Linked DNA regions of Homo sapiens: region 2 is linked to region 1. The links are chromatin loops, found by intact Hi-C in ENCODE. Cell type or tissue: heart left ventricle. All regions are shown on one strand. Each heading gives the region's core, and the rest is flanking DNA. Links, peaks and the distances in the headings are about the cores only.

Region 1 (8,330 bases), core at 260-8,259:
CAAAAACTTAAATCTAACAATGTAATGGGAACTCTGCCTCTGCAAGTGGGATTGAAAATGGATATAACCTGCTTTGGAGAACGTTAATGTCTAATGAAGTTTGAGGTGTACATAACCCTATGATCATGCAATTCCACTTTTAAGATATATATATACTTTAGAGCAGGGGTCTGCAAATTACAGTCCATGGGCTAAATCCTACCCTCTGGCTGTTTGTGTAAGTTTTTATTGAAACCGTGCCCACTTATTTATATAGCTGCTTTCACACTACAGTAGCAGAGCTGAATAGTTGCAACAGGGACCATAGGGCCTGCAAAGCCTAAAATATATACTATATACTCTCTGACTCTTTACAGAAAAAGTTTGCTAACCTCTACCTTTGAGTAATTCTTACATGTACAAGGAGACATGTACAAGGATTTTTTTGATGCACACTTGCTTATCATAGAAAATAATTGGTCTGTAAACCTGTCCATGAACAGAAAATTGATAGATATATTCAAACAACAGAATGCTATATTGCAGTTAAAAGTGGATTAAGTAAAATTACATATACTCATAAGGATTAATATTAAAAACAATAGGCCAAGCGCGGTGGCTCACGCCTGTAATCCCAGCACTTTGGGAGGCCAGGGTGGGTGGATCACCTGCCTGGCCAACATGGTGAAACCCCATCTCTGCAAAAAATACAAAAATTAGCTGGGCATGGTGGTGTGCGCCTGTAATCCCAGCTCCTCGGGGGCCTGAGAATAGCTTGAACCCAGGAGGCGGAGATTATAGTGAGCCAAGATTGCACCACTGCACTCCAGCCTGGACAACAGAGCAAGACTCTGTCTCAAAAAAAAAGAAAAACTGATGAACAAAAAACATTGCAGACAGATAAATGTACAGTATGTAATATCTATATAAAGATTTAAAATATTTACATTTTAGGAGTACTTGAAAAGTTTTGTTCTGTAATGTCTTGATTTTTTTTTTTTTTTAATCTAGAGCAACTATAAGGGTCAGGTGGAGTGGCTCACGCCTGTCATCCCAGGGCTTTGGGTGGCTGAGGTGGGAGAATCACTTGAGACCAGGAGTTTGAGATCAGCCTGGACAACATAGTCAGACCCCATCTCTACAAAAAAAATTTTTTTAATTAGCCAGGTGTGGCCAGGAGCCGTGGCTCATGCCTGTAATCCTAGCACTTTGGGAGGCCGAGGCAGGTGGATTGCCTGAGCTCAGGAGTTCAAGACCACCCTGGGCATCACGGTGAAACCCAGTCTCTACTAAAATTAGCTGGGCATGGTGGCGGGCACCTGTAGTCCTGGCTACTTAGGAGGCTGAGGCACGAGAATTGCTTGCGCCTGGGAGGCGGAGGTTGCAGTGAGCCAAGATCACGCCACTGCACTCCAGTCTGGGCAACAGAGAAAGACTCTGTCTCAAAAAAAAAAAAAAAAAAATTAGCCAGGTGTGATGGCTTGTACCTACAATCCTAGGTACTCTGGAGGCTAAGGTGGGAGGAGCACTTCAGCCCACAAGTTTGAGGCTGCAGTGAGCTATGATTGTGCCACTGTACTTCAGCCTGGATGGCATAGCAAGACTTTGTCTCATAAATAAGTAAATAAATACAGCAACTGTGAAGTGTTAAGATTTTACAAAGCTTCGTTGGTGGTAGGCATTTTTTTCTTTTTTTTTTTTTTTTGAGACAGGGTCTCACCAGGCTAGAGTTCAGTGATCACGACTCACTACAGCCTCGACCTCCCTGGCTCAAGCAACCCTCCCACCTCAGCTTTTCGAGTAGCTTGGGATTATAGATGCACACCGCCATGCCTAACTTTTCCTATTTTTTGTAGAAATGGGGTCTCACTTTGTTGTCAAGGCTGGTAATTCTCCATGCTTTTTTGTATGGTTGAATTATTTCATTTACAAGGGATTGGGTGGAAGGGAACATATATGAAAGCGCTCCCTTCAGATATTGTTCCTGCTGCCGGTTGCTTTATGTATATCATAGGAACCCAGAGCACTCACTGAGCCTCCCACATCTGAAAGACAGATTTTCTGTAGTGCTTATTATACTGAGACCTGGCACCCGCAGGCTCATCAGGCTAATGGAAATGATCTCATTCCCTCTGTCAGTAAGTGTGCTTATTTGGTATTTTTCCTCAGTCTCAGTTCATCCAGAGCTAATTTGCAAAGCTGCAGTGGGATCTGGTGCTATGGTAACCACAGTAGGAGGCTTGAGGCTTTTCTTCACAGAACTGTGAAATGGGAGCAAGGAGAAGAAATACTTTTTCACTTCCTCTGAAATGATAGCAAAATATGGTTCTCTTAATGGCCATTCTGTGATTTGGGGACATTAAAGAGAATTCTCAAAATAATTTCTGAAAATGTCAGAAGTTTTTTTTGTTTTGGGGGGTTTTCTTGAGACAGGGTCTCACTCTGGTACCTAGGCTGGAGTGCAGTGGCACGATTATAGCCCATTGCAACCTTAACCTTCCCACGCTCAAGCGATCCACCCACATCAGCCTCCTGAGTAGCCAGGACTTCAGGCGTGTTCCACCACCATACCCAGCTAATTTTTTAATTTTTTGTAGGGAAAAGGTCCCACTGTGTTGCCCAAGCTAATCTCAAACTCTTGTGCTCAAGTAATCCTCCTGCCTTAGGCCTCCCAAAGTGCTGGGATTGCAGACTTGAGCCACCGCTCCTGGCTAGAAATATTTTAATAGAGAAAACCCAGGGACTAATATTCTCCAAAGATTTGGCTGATCTTACAGTTCACCAGCTTCAATTGCTTGACATATGGTAAACTGATTAATCATTGGCCTCATCCTCCTGAACAGGAAAGCTCATATCCAGAAATGGAAGTATTTTACCAACTGTATTGGAGTGAGTCCTGTTTTCATGGAGCTGCTTCTTTACTTTGAGCTGTTAATAACTCTCTTGGCCTCTTAATCCTTTTAAAGGAGACATTACAGAGTATATTTCATCCTTGATCATTGCATGCCAGGACAGTGAAAATGTCTGTGTTCTTATCCTCAAAATATGAGTTACTGCCTTTGTTGAGTCTTACAAGAAAGTCAAACTGACTCACTTAAAAAAGTTTTTTGCTACAGACAGATCATAGTAGACTGTGCATCTGGTGGAGGTTGGCTTAGTTTGTAAAGCTGTAATGGGTGAAATGGAATTAAAGAACTCTTCAACACCATGAACATAATAAGAATTTATTATTAGTTGAATGGTTTAATGTTTGAACTGAATTGAGGCATAAGACCTGGACTACAGTCCTCCACTGAATCATTTGTGAGATTAATATGAATTTACTCAGCAAACATTGATTGAATCCCTCATATGAATGTAAGGCATGACAATTCTATTGTAAAATATTAGCACTAAAAGAGACCCAAGTGCACCTAAGCCAAGCCTTGTATTGTAAGTGGCCAGCTGAGCCCAGAGTGATCTAGTGTCTGGTCCAGTTGACTAGTCCGTCTGTTTTGAAGTGCCACTGGGTTAAGGATGTCAAAGATTTGCAGTTACATATCTGCACAACTTCTGTGCCAAGTAGGACTTCTGCGTATGGAAGTATAAGTTCTGGCCAATTATGTTACAGTTATCTTAGATTTGTATATTTATATATTACAGTGATTTTCCAGCAGATGGCAGTCAAATGTCTTGAGGAAGAGGCAGCTTTATCTTATTTACACAGGAACCCTGGTGCTAAGTCACTCTGTTGGGCAAGGGGAAAGAACAAGAAGGTTAATAGAGCAGGATGAAGAAGAAAGCCAAAGTTAGGACCTTGTTTAACTGAAGAAGGTGGCAGAAGCAGGGAGATAAAAAGAGCAAGGGATATAACTTCTTTTTATTTATACAAATAAAGTATCTTTCCCACAGCAGTATGATCTGTGTATGTTTTAGGTGTTGGTTGCAGATGGGATTTGAGTTTTGATACACTGCCATGTTTCTCAAAACTGTCTGCAGTTCTGAGAAATGGATTTAAATCACCCATTTCCCAAGGTCAATTTCAGTGATGCAGTATCTTGGTTACAACTACAAGGTATAGTAAGTAAGGAGGTTCCAGATATGACAAATGTTGATGCCATATTTATTGGTCACTGTTCTCAGTTCTATTCTGGGGCTGTTCTCTCACTGAAAGACGTAAGGCCTATACCCAGGACTGTTTCTGGGAAATGAAGAATTGGAGGGAAATGGCTTTTTGTTTGTTATTGTTTCTAACAAGAAATCAGGGCCTTGTGTTTTCACTTCTCTTTTCTACCCTAAAACATTTCACCCCAAAAATCATTCATTCATTATGACACAATGACCAGAGCCTAGATTTGGAGTCAGGGGCCCCAAGTTCTAGCTACTTGCTTGTTTGTGATCTAGGGGCAAGTCACTAAACCTATTAATCTTTCCCATTTATAGAAATTCCCTCACACTAAGATCTTAGGGACTTCACCCTCAACGTGAAGGTTAAAATAAGTTTTTGGGTTGTTTGTTTGTTTGTTTTGAGACAGAGTTCGCTCTTGTTGCCCAGGCTGGAGTGCGATGGCATGATCTCGGCTCACTGCAACCTCCGCCTCCCGGGTTCAAGCGATTCTCCTGCCTCAGCCTCCCCAGTAGCTGGGATTACAGGCACGCGCCGCCATGCCCAGCTAATTTTGTTTTTTAGTAGAGACGGGGTTTCTCCATGTTGGTCAGGCTGGTCTCAAATTCCCGACCTCAGGTGATTCGCCCGCCTCGGTCTCCCAAAGTGCTGGGATTACAGGCTTGAGCCACCATGCCCGGCCAAGTTATTTTAATGGCACAACTTCACATTCTTTGGGCAGAGGGTCTACTGGATCTCTAGCTCCCATCCCTACTCCCCAGCAAGCAAACTACATGGGCTGTCACTTAGTCCACCTAAGCACAGGCAGGTGAACCTAGCAGCAGCCCTCTTCTTTGGTTTTGAAAAGAAGAGAAGAGTATTCTAACAGGAAATTTCTTTTTCTCATCAGGTAAGGAGAGCTGCTTTGAGAGAATTGTGTCAAGGTTTGGAAAGAAAGTCACATATGTAGTGATTGGAGATGGACGAGATGAAGAAATTGCAGCCAAACAGGTAACCATGGTAAAGAAAAATAGTCTATGTGGTTGTACATCGAGTAATGAGAAAAATGGGAAAAACTACAAAATCTTAGCAATCTATTATGCATTTATAATATTTTCTCTTTCTTCCTCTCCCATTTTTCTTTAAAGAAAAAGAGGGTCTTTTTTTTCTCCAGATGGAGTTTTTCCTCTTAAGTTTTTAGATCCATCCCTTCCTCTTCCTCCCTGTCACTCAAGAATCTTAAAATCTTTAAGCCCTTCTACAGGGATCCCATCATTAAACCTGAGATGTGCCCCATCTTCCATCTTCAAAGACAGTGCCTTCTCAAGCATCAGACTTGACTGCAAAAAGGCTAATCATTCTTTCTTTTCCATGCTTCAAGTTCTCAGACAGTACAACCAATAGCTGTTTCTGTAGAGAAAGTCTTTCCTGCCTTTGAGCCCTGGAAAGATTGTTCTGATGTTAACCCCACCACTATACAGGTCCCAACTTCAGGTCACCCCTTCTTTTTTTCTTTTTTCTTTTTTTTTCTGTTTTTGAGATAGAGTCTCACTCTATCTCCCAGGCTGGAATGCAGTGGCACAGTCTTGGCTCACTGCAACCTCCGCCTCCTGGGTTCAAGCAATTTTCCTTCCTCAGCCTCCCAAGTGGCTGGGACTACAGGCACCCGCCACCATGCCCAACTAATTTTTGTATTTTTAGTAGAGACGGGGTTTCCCGTATTGGCCAGGCTGGTCTCGAACTCCTGACCTTGTGATCCGCCTGCCTCGGCCTCCCAAAGTGCTGGGATTACAGGTTTGAGCCACCACGCCTGGCCCAGGTCACCCCTTCTTAATATAGGAAACAATAGATGAAAGAGTCTTGGCTATAGAACTTAAAATCCCATCTGTGTCTCAGCTATGTGAATTTGAACAATTATCCTCTTTGAGTATCCTCATCTGCTAAATGGATCTGTAGAAGTTCTTTCCCTCCCTATCCCAATTTATTTTCTTCCAGCAACTCTATTTCTTAGACATGGAGGCATTGGGTTGCCAGCTAGAACCAACTGCCCTGATACTCTTCATCCAGTTAAGTGGAAACCTTAGCAACTATAATAAACTATGAGATTGGTAATCAGTTGGCATTATTATCTCATGTTTTCATTTGTCACTTTATGTAGCAATTCAGGGATCCTTATTTTTTCACATATGTTATGAAGCTTTGATTCTAAAGTGCTTCTTGTTGCCCTCTTTGGGAAAGACACTAGTGGGTGTAGGCATCAATGTTTCCTGGTCTGAAGAAGGGTATGGGGGAGAGAACAACTCATCAGCAGAGTTGGTAACTCTGAGCTAATGTCTTTAATCATCTACAACAGAATACATCCATTGAGGCTGGGCACGGTGGCTCATGCCTATAATCCTAGCACTTGGGGAGGCTGAGGCAGGCAAATCACCTGAGGTCAGGAGTTCGAGACTAGCCTGGCCAACATGGTGAAATCCCGTCTCTACTAAAAATATAAAAATTAGCCGGGCATGGTGGTGCACTCCTGTAATCCCAGCTACTCGGGAGGCTGAGGCACAAGAATTGCTTGAACCCTGAAGGCGGAGGTTGCAGTGAGCCGAGATCGTGCCACTGCACTCCAGCCTGGGCAACAGAACAAGACCCTGTCTCAAAAAAAACAAACAAAGTATATACCAATTGGAAAATGCCTTAGCACTTTATCCAGTTCAACCTATACTCTGTGAAGGATATTTTCTGCAGCCTTTCTGACAGAAGTCTCTCTAGTCCTTGCTTGAATATGCCCAAGGATGAGGACACTGGTTCCCAGTAGCCTATTCCACCGTGGGATCAACCAAGCTGTTAGGGTGTTCCCCCTTCCACTGAGCAAAAATTTCTCTACCTTCACATACTAGTCTGGCATTCTTTTTTTTGTTTTGTTTTGTTTTTGAGATGGAGTCTCACTCCATCGCCCAGGCTGGAGTGCAGTGGCATGATCTTGGCTCACTGCAGCCTCCGCCTCCTGGGTTCAAGCGATTCTCGTACCTCAGCCTCCCAAGTAGCTGGGACTACAGGTGCACACCACCACTCCCAGCTAATTTTTGTACTTTTAGTAGAGACAGGGTTTTGCCATTTTGGCCAGGCTGGTCTCAAACTCCTGACTTCAGGTGATCCACCCACCTCAGACTCCCAAAGTGCTGGGATTGCAGGCATGAGCCACTGCACCTGGCCTCTAGTCTGGCATTCTTGAACATAACAAGTCGGTTTCCTCTTCTGTATGTTAATAGCCTTTTAAATATTATGTGTGAGCAGCTGTCTTGAAAAACAACTAGGGTATATGCCAAAATAACTGTGTTCTAGGACCTCAATATTCTGAGTAACTTGGAACCAGTTTCAACTAGATGATAGGAAAGTTAATCTCCTCAGCTTCATAGAACATGGTTTCCAATACTTGGATTTATCAAAGCCCTCCTTTAAAATATGGCCTCCACATGAGAATCACCTAAACCTGGGAGTGGAGGTTGCAGTGAGCTGAGATAGCACCACTGCACCCCAGCCTGGGCAAAAGAGTGAGACTCTGTCTCAAAAAATATAAAAAATTAATTTAATTTAATTTAAAAATATCGGCCGGGCACGGTGGCTCACGCCTGTAATCCCAACACTTTGGGAGGCCAAGACGGGCGATCATGAGGTCAGGAGATCAAGACCATCCTGGCTAACACGGTGAAACCCCATCTCTACTAAAAATGTAAAAAATTAGCCGGGTGTGATGGCAGGCACCTGTAGTCCCAGCTACTCGGGAGGCTGAGGCAGGAGAATGGCGTGAACCCGGGAGGCGGAGCTTGCAGTGAGCTGAGATCGTGCCACTGCACTCCAGCCTGGGCGACAGAGTGAGACTCTGTCTCAAAAAAAAAAAAAAAATATGGCCTCCAGGCACAGTGGCTCATGCCTGTAATCCCTAGCACTTTGGGAGGCCAAGGTGGGAGGATTGCTTGAGCCCAGGAGTTCAAGACCAACCTGGACAATATAGTGAGGCTTCATCTCTACAAAAAATAAAGAATTAGCCAGGCATAGTGTCACATGCCTTTAGTCCCAGCTACTTGGGAGGCTGAGGTGGGAGGATCACTTGAGCTCAGGAGGTCAAGGCTGCAGTGAGCCATGTTCATACCACTACACTCCAGCCTGGGTGACAGAATGAGAGCCTGTCTCAAAATAAAATAAAAAGTAAAATATGGCCTCCAGAACAGCACACAGTTTTCTGGACATGATTTTGACTACATAATATAATGGG
Region 2 (8,330 bases), core at 14-8,013, 310 kb after region 1:
CCAAATAGAGGTTGCATTTCTGACCCATAGCACTTCAAGCATCACCATCCAAAGGCTTTAAAGAATGCTCAGTTCATTACCTAGGGCCAGGGGACCCATCTTGAAACTCAAGATCTATCATGATGGCCACATGAACACAGGCTTCACTGGTCTTACCATATGCCCATGACCCAGAAGCAGCCAGCCTGAGAGAACAATGGAACAAAGTGACTTAATTTCCAAAGTTCTGGGGGTTTATAAACAGCATATGGTATGTCACATGACTACTGTGGGATTGGAAAAAGATCATGTAAATAGAGCACTTTGCACAGACCCTGGCATGCAGCAAGTGCTCAATAAATGATAGGTGTTGTTTACTAATTGGACTGAATGGTGAAAGGCCTGTGTGCCCCAGGGGGAGCTGGTGATCAGGCTTCACTAAGCCCAGTATGGCCGTGGCTCTCATCATAGTGTGACATGCTTTGAATACCCTTAGCGGCTCCAAAAGTCCTCAGCTTGAAGTGCATTTTTCTGCCAGCAGGCAGCACACAAATGTTCCCGCTGGGCGGAGCTGGGAGAGAGGGGAAAATGAAACTCTGCAGAGTGCAGGAGCTGGGAGAGAGGGGAAAATGAAACTGCAGAGTGCAGAAATAGAAACTCCGACAGGGATTGGCTGCCTAGGGTGAGACGTGGGAGGATCCACAAGTGATGATAAAAAGCCAGCCTTCAGCCGGAGAACCGTTTACTCGCTGCTGTGCCCATCTATCAGCAGGCTCCGGGCTGAAGATTGCTTCTCTTCTCTCCTCCAAGGTAAACTCAGGAGCTATGAAGTGTGGGCATCAAGCTGCCACCCTCTGCCAGGCTGCCTGTCTGCCTGTAAATCTCATGTTCTGAGAGCCAGGAGGCCCCTTCTCCTGGGAGGCAGCACTCCTGGGTCCCTTTTAGTGCTCTGGGCTGGGACTTGTCTAAGAGGATGGGTTGGAGATTTTTAGGGAGATGGGATGCAAAACCCCAAGTGGCATGAGACCCAGCTTACAGGTGCAATATCAGCGATCTGTGGCCTTAACACTGTCACCTCTTGGAGCCTTAATTACTTCCTCTGTAAAAGGAAAGTTAAGTTGCCTTTGCTGCTCAAAGGACTGGATGATTTTAGAATCCCCTTTATTATAGGATCCAATGTGACAGTGAGTTCATCTTTAAGGATAGATGAAGCCATCTGGAGTGGTTGTTAAAAATGTGGGCTTGGTGGCCGGGCGTGGTGGTTCACGCCTGTAATCCCAGCACTTTGGGAGGCCGAGACCCACGGATCACGAGGTCAGGAGATCGAGACCATCCTGGCTAACACAGTGAAACCCTGTCTCTACTAAAAATACAAAAAAAATTAGCCGGGCTTGGTGGTGGGCGCCTGTAGTCTCAGCTACTCGGGAGGCTGAGGCAGGCAGGAGAATGGCATGAACCTGGGAGGTGGAGCTTGCAGTGAGATGAGATTGCGCCACTGCACTCCAGCCTGGGCGACAGAGAAAGACTCCATCTCAAAAAAAAAAAAAAAAAAATGTGGGCTTGGGTATTAGCCAATTGTGGGTTTAAACCCTGACTTTGCCATGACCTGGCTAGGCAGCCTTGGGAATATTACTTAACCTCTCTGAGCTTCAGTTTCCTTATCTATAACATGTGGTTGATAACAATGGTACCTACTTCGTGGTGTTGTTATAGGTACAAGTGGACTGCGTGCCATAAAGTGCTAAGTACTCAATACATGAGAGGAGTTTCTTGTTTTTCTTTTTAACTTAAGAAAATAGCATTGATCTGACAAAGATCATATTAGAGGTGAGTCTGAGGGCATATGCATTTTCCAGTTTTGTGGTATAAAGGAAAGAGCATAGGTTCATGAATTCTGACTGTCTTGAATGTGTACCCATGTTGCACAATTTGCTGTGTGACCTTTATCCCTTGTGATATTGTAAAATATATTTTTTCATCCCCCAGTTCCTGGCATACAACTCCTAAAATCCTTGGAATCTTCAAAGTGATAAATATCTTTTGAGTGATAACTGTCTAATAAGTTGACTGATGGCTGGCATTTCCTCTGGGGAGGGGAGAGGGGCTGAAGGTTAAGCTGATTACCAATGGGCAGTGATTTAATCAGTCATGCCTATGTAATGAAGCCTCCATAAAAACACAAAAGGACAGGGTTTGACAAGCTTCCAGATAGCCGAATACAAGGAGGTCTCCAGTGGGTGGTGCTTCTGGAGAGGAATGGAAACTCCATGCCCTTTCTCCCATACCTTGCCCTATGCATCTCTTCATCCGGAGCATTTGTAATATCCATAAGGAACCAGTAAATGTAGCTGGGTATGGTGGCTGATGCCTGTAATCTCAGCACTTTGGGAGGCTGAGGCAGGCAGATTGCGTGAGTTCAGGAGTTCAAGATCAGCCTGGGCAACATGGTGAAACCCCATCTCAAAAAAAAAAAAAAAAATTAGTTGGGCGTGGTGGTGCATACCTGTAGTCCCAGCTATGCTGGAGGCTGAGGTGGGAGGATCACTTGAGCCTGGGAGGCGAAGGTCTCAGTGAGCTGAGATGGGGCCACTGCACTCCAGCCTGAGCAATAGAGTGAGACCCTGTCTCAAAACAACAACAAGATCAATTTTTTTTTTTTAAAGAAAGAAACCAGTATATGTAAGTAAAGTGTTTCCCTGAGTTCTGTGAGCTGCTCTAGCAAATTAGTAAAACTGCAGGAGGGAATTGTGGGAACCCCAGTTTATAGTCAGTCAGAAACACAGGTAAAACAACCTAGGGCTTTCGATTGGCAGTCTGGGGGACTGAACCCTCAACATGTGGGATCGGCCACTATCTACCCATAGTGGTGTCAGAATTGAATTTGGGGACCCTCAGCTGGTGTTCACCAGAGGACTGATTGTTTGCTTGCTGGTGGGGAGAAACCCCCACACTTCTGCTGTCAGAAGCCTCTCGTACGGTGAGGGAAACTGAGTTTCTTTTTCCACACACCCTTCTGTGCTTTCTTTCTGAAAAAAAAATTAAGTTGATGTGAGGCCAACGTTTGGTGCCAGTAGATATTCAATGCATTGTAAGAATGAGTTTGTCTTAAAAATTTTTTTAAAGCAAATTCTATGCGTCAGGCACTGTTCAAAGTGCCGGGGATACAGCGTGGAACAGTTATTAAATTAACAAGTACCCTCTGAAATAGACTCTATTAATACCCCAATTTTAGAAATAAACAAACTGAAGCCCAGAGAAGCAAAGTACCCTAGTATCCTGCCCAAGGTCACTTGGGTACAAGGCCAGGAACAACCACAGTCATGATATTGACATCTGCGGAGCTTACCACGTGCCAAACACCGTGCGAATCCGCACAGAATCCGCACACCCACCGGTTGGGGCAGGGACATCTCTGCCACTGATGCGGAGAGGAAACGGATTCCCGAGGCTCCTGAGAGGGATCCTGGGTTCCATTCACCACACCTCGCTGCTTTTTACTGATTCAGTTGGAACTGGAAGGGAAAACAACGGAGCTGATGAGCTCCAAAAATGCTCCGGGGACCATCTCCCTCTCGCCCGTTCGCAGGTCTAGTGACGGAGCCCGCGCGCGGCGCCACCATGCGGCAGAAGGCGGTATCGCTTTTCTTGTGCTACCTGCTGCTCTTCACTTGCAGTGGGGTGGAGGCAGGTGAGAATGCGGGTAAGGATGCAGGTAAGGGGACAGGTAAGGGTGCAGGTAAGGATGCAAGTAAGGGTGCAGGTAAGGATGCGGGTAAGGATGCAGGTAAAGATGCGGGTAAGGATGCAGGTAAGGATGCGGGTAAGGATGCAGGTAAGGGTGCAGGTAAGGATGCGGGTAAGGATGCAGGTAAGGATGCGGGTAAGGATGCAGGTAAGGATGCAGGTAAGGGTGCGGGTAAGGATGCGGGTAAGGATGCAGGTAAGGATGTGGGTAAGGATGCAGGTAAGGGTGCAGGTAAGGGAACAGATAAGGGTGCAGGTAAGGGGACAAGTAAGGAGGCATATAAGGGTGCTGGGGGATGGGAGGAGTGTGGGATAAAGGAGAGAGTTTCAGGGTCCGGGGTGTAGAGGGTCTGGCGTGCTTCTGTAGAGACCCTGGCGTCCATTCCAATGGACAGCGCAGGGTTGGTGTCGCCAGAGTCCCAGATTCAAATCCCACTACTCTGTTCATTCCTCCATCCTACCGAAATTTACTCGATGCTAGTTCTGTGCCAGGCTCGGCGCCTAGGGGAAAGTCCCTTCCCCTCTGTGAGGCTCTCTGAGTAGGAGAGTGGTGGCCCCCGCCTCCAGGAGTGGTCCTGAGCATCAGACACAGAGTAGGGGACCCCTGTGTCCCACCCCAACACCCCCACTACGCTTTGTCTGCTCTCCTGCAGGTAAGAAAAAGTGCTCGGAGAGCTCGGACAGCGGCTCCGGGTTCTGGAAGGCCCTGACCTTCATGGCCGTCGGAGGAGGTGGGTCTGGAGGGCGAGGATCTCGGGCAGGCGGGGCGGGCCTCTGCCGCGGACGCTCCCTCACCTGCTCCTGTTCCTCCAGGACTCGCAGTCGCCGGGCTGCCCGCGCTGGGCTTCACCGGCGCCGGCATCGCGGCCAACTCGGTGGCTGCCTCGCTGATGAGCTGGTCTGCGATCCTGAATGGGGGCGGCGTGCCCGCCGGGGGGCTAGTGGCCACGCTGCAGAGCCTCGGTGAGTGCGGGGCCTGGGCCCCTGGTGGGACGTTCTTTACTATTATTTTCATCATACATCTGGGGAAACTGAGGCACTCAGGAATTAAGTAATTTACTCAAGTAATTAAGTAGTTTACCAGGAATTAAGTGATTCTTTATTTATTTATTTTGAGACAGAGTCTGGCTGTGTCACCCAGGCAGGCTGAAGTGCAGTGGTGTGATCTTGGCTCACTGCAACCTCTGCCTCCCTGGCTCAAGCGATTTTCCTGCCACAGCCTCCCAAGTAGCTGGGATTACAGGCACACGCCACCACGCCCGGCTAATTTTTGTATTTTTAGTAGAGATGGGGTTTCACCATGTTGGCCAGGCTGGCCTCAAACTCCTGACCTCAGCTGATCCGCCCGCCTCGGCGTCCCATAGTGCTAGGATTACAGGCGTGAGTCACCGCGTCCGGCCAGAAATTAAGTAACTTACTCAAGTCTCCCTGCTAGTTTAGACCAGAGCCTAGATTCTGACCCAGTCAGTACAATGCGAGAAGCCCCATTCTCAGCCTCAAAGGCTGGGTGCCTCACTGATGCTTTGGCCAAATCACAAGCCTCAGTTCCCTCAGCGGTGCGTGGGGATGATCATCCTCAGTTTAACATTTTTTGAATCTGCTCAATCTCAGAGACCACAGTAGCAAAGAAACATAGTAGAGTAACTCAAATCAATCTCACACCAAACTGGTCTTGACTTGCACTTTTTGAACACCATGGAGGGAACAGATAACAGAGCTCACAGTGACTCTTCTATCGATTGATCAATCTATTGATCTATTTATTATAGATAAAGGTCAAAACAAGGTCTCACACTGCCAGGTTGGAATGCAGTGCATGATCACAGCTCACAGCAGCCTCGAACTCCCAGGTTTAAGCTATCTTCCTACCTCAGATTCCCAAGTAGCTGGGACTATAGGCGCATACCGCCACACACTGGCTTTTTTTTTTTTTTTTTTTTTTTTTTTTGTAGAGACGGGGTCTCATTGTGTTGCCCAGGATGGTCTTGAATTCCTGGGCTCAAGCAATCCTCCCACTTTGGCCTCCCAAAGTGTTGAGACTGCAAGCATGAGCCACTGTGCTGGCCCAGAGTGACTCATAAAAAATGGCCTTACTTCCCTCTCTCTCCTCTCTCCCCACCCACCCCCACCTCTCTCTCGCGCTCTGAGGCCTCCAAAATCCTGGAGAAAACCTGCCCCTGACAAACTTCCCTCTCTGCCTTTCTGAACCTCGCATCTTCTCTTCTCTCAATTCTGAATGGCAAAAGCCCAAAGAACCAGCCCAAAAGAAGAGAGCCCTGCTCAGACGGGGCCACACCCCTGCAATGGGAGGGGAAGAGTGTGGGCGAGCCCAGGGACACCTCTGGGCTATCAGCTAGTTGTCCTCTCACATGGCACATAGCTGTGACAAGATGAAATGATCCCTGGCTTGTGAACCCCCCACACCCACACAGGGCTCCACGAAGGTGGCTGTTAGCATGATTAATAACATGGCGTTTCCATGGCAGACATCAGGTGAAGGAGCCATTATTTTTGCCTTTTTCATCACTGAAACACATCTCTGATTTGGGATGTCAAGGCAATGGGACTCACTTTGTAGTAGTGCCATCCCCTCTCAGGGCCTCTGTTTCTCCATCTAGACATAAGGGGTTGGACTCAACCAATGGTTTCCAGACATTTGGATTCCCAGGCCTGGCACTTGGGCCCCAGTGACTCATCTGTGTTTGCTTTACAGGGGCTGGTGGCAGCAGCGTCGTCATAGGTAATATTGGTGCCCTGATGGGCTACGCCACCCACAAGTATCTCGATAGTGAGGAGGATGAGGAGTAGCCAGCAGCTCCCAGAACCTCTTCTTCCTTCTTGGCCTAACTCTTCCAGTTAGGATCTAGAACTTTGCCTTTTTTTTTTTTTTTTTTTTTTTGAGATGGGTTCTCACTATATTGTCCAGGCTAGAGTGCAGTGGCTATTCACAGATGCGAACATAGTACACTGCAGCCTCCAACTCCTAGCCTCAAGTGATCCTCCTGTCTCAACCTCCCAAGTAGGATTACAAGCATGCGCCGACGATGCCCAGAATCCAGAACTTTGTCTATCACTCTCCCCAACAACCTAGATGTGAAAACAGAATAAACTTCACCCAGAAAACACTTTGTCCTGCTGTCAATCATGTTTGCAGTGAGAAGCCCAAAACAATCTGGCTCTGGCCTGCACCATCCACACACCCCCATTCCCATTTTCCCCTCGAGTCAACCACAGCTCCTGGAACACAACCAGTTGATTTTGTTTCTGGGCCTTAGCACATGTTGGTCTCTACCTGGATGCCTTCAGAAGCTCATCTGCCTGAAAAACTCCCTTCCATCCTTCCAGACTCAGTTCAGACATCCCCTCCTCTGGACTCCTGCCTAGCAGGTCCTCCTGTATAAATGGACAGGCTTGATTCCACAGGGTGCTTGGGGAGGCAGAACTCAGTTTGTTCTCACTGAGAGAAGCTTCCAGGTACTTCTCTGATTAGGCAGAGATGGAGAAGCCAGGTCTCCGTTCTCTCAAGAAGCGCTAGTGATCACCCTCAGATGGAGAATAAAGGCCAGCCCTTCGCTCTGGGGAAAGGGCGTAACAGCAGCTTTTCGAGGGCTCGGCAAGGTCCCCCTTTCCTCATAGGACTCTGGGGATAGGGAGAACAGTTTGCATATGGAATTCACAGCCCTTCTGAATAGGAAGGAGAAGACAACCCAAGCACATAGGAAGCATTCCGTAAATGTCAGTTATGATTGATGAAGGACTTGCATAAAACAAAGAGGGAACAGCCAAGTGACAACCAGGAATTAGCTCATCTGACTTTGGAGTCAGGGTTTACTCTCTGGGGCTCACAGACCATATTCTTCCTTTCTTCCAAAGTTGGCACCAAACTAGGGTCTCTGCCCTTAGAAGAAGCCCCCTCCACTTATTCCCTTGGACAACATCAAGGCCAGAGAGATGGGCAGCCCTGCCCCAGGATTTTAGATCTGAGGCCTCAGCAGTCCTCAGGCTGAATGACACTGGAAATGACCAGTTCTTTATGGGAGACTCCACCTTCCCCAGGATCCCTTGGGACCGGCCTGCGCAGGATAACTCCTTGCCTTCATTCTGTAAGTGATGGCAGGGGCAAAGGACACCACAGCGGATGGGACCCAGTTCCTACCTACTTGAGGCTCACGATGCACAAATGAGGACCCCACCTTTTCCTTCCCTGTCACCACCTCCCCGCCCCCATCTCCTTTCACCCACCCTCACCCTTGCCAGGGACCACAATCCTTGCCAGGGACCACAATCATCCTATCTGCAAAGCCTGTGGCAGAAGGGTGAACACACACCAGAATTCACCATCGCGAGTCGAGAGATGCTCAACACACTTTTAATTAATTATTTTTCTTGAGACAGAGTCTCACTCTGCTGCGCAGGCTGGAGTGCAGTGGCGTGATCTTGGCTCACTGCAGCTTCTGCCTCCCAGGTTCAAGCGATTCTCCTGCCTCAGTCTCCCAAGTAGCTGGGATTACAGACACCTGCCACCGCCCCCAGCTAATTTTTGTAGTTTTAGTACAGAAGGGGTTTCGCCACATTGGCCAAGTTAGTTTTGAACTCCTGACCTCAGG

The links. Hi-C counts contacts between places; a loop is a spot of excess contacts. Peaks named below come from ENCODE experiments on the same cell type or tissue, not always from the same donor. Only the 100,000 strongest peaks of a DNase experiment are listed, where the experiment ranks them.
Region 2: a loop joins it to region 1, with 2.9 times the contacts of the local background. A loop is called at or near these places in 7 of 110 quality-filtered maps.

The regions. Positions count from the first base shown.
Region 1 is chr1:27,975,118-27,983,447 of GRCh38, reverse strand. It overlaps EYA3 (EYA transcriptional coactivator and phosphatase 3), which reads left to right. Exons shown (of 18, transcript NM_001990.4): 17 at 4,974-5,074. Among named protein-coding and RNA genes, the nearest start is that of XKR8, 19 kb to the right of the region's middle. RefSeq lists a silencer at 204-404. In heart left ventricle, for the core only: a CTCF peak has its summit at 3,625 (motif pointing right); no DNase peak of the experiment used is centred there.
Region 2 is chr1:27,664,582-27,672,911 of GRCh38, reverse strand. IFI6 (interferon alpha inducible protein 6) reads left to right here and starts at 720. Exons shown (of 5, transcript NM_002038.4): 1 at 720-789; 2 at 3,566-3,667; 3 at 4,377-4,454; 4 at 4,537-4,686; 5 at 6,437-6,848. The coding sequence starts at 3,598. The coding sequence ends at 6,531. RefSeq lists enhancers at 349-688, 3,467-3,526. In heart left ventricle, for the core only: CTCF peaks have their summits at 511, 3,398 and 3,602 (motif pointing left); DNase peaks (open chromatin) are centred at 541, 3,591 and 4,621; H3K4me3 peaks cover 3,599 bases; H3K27ac peaks cover 1,216 bases.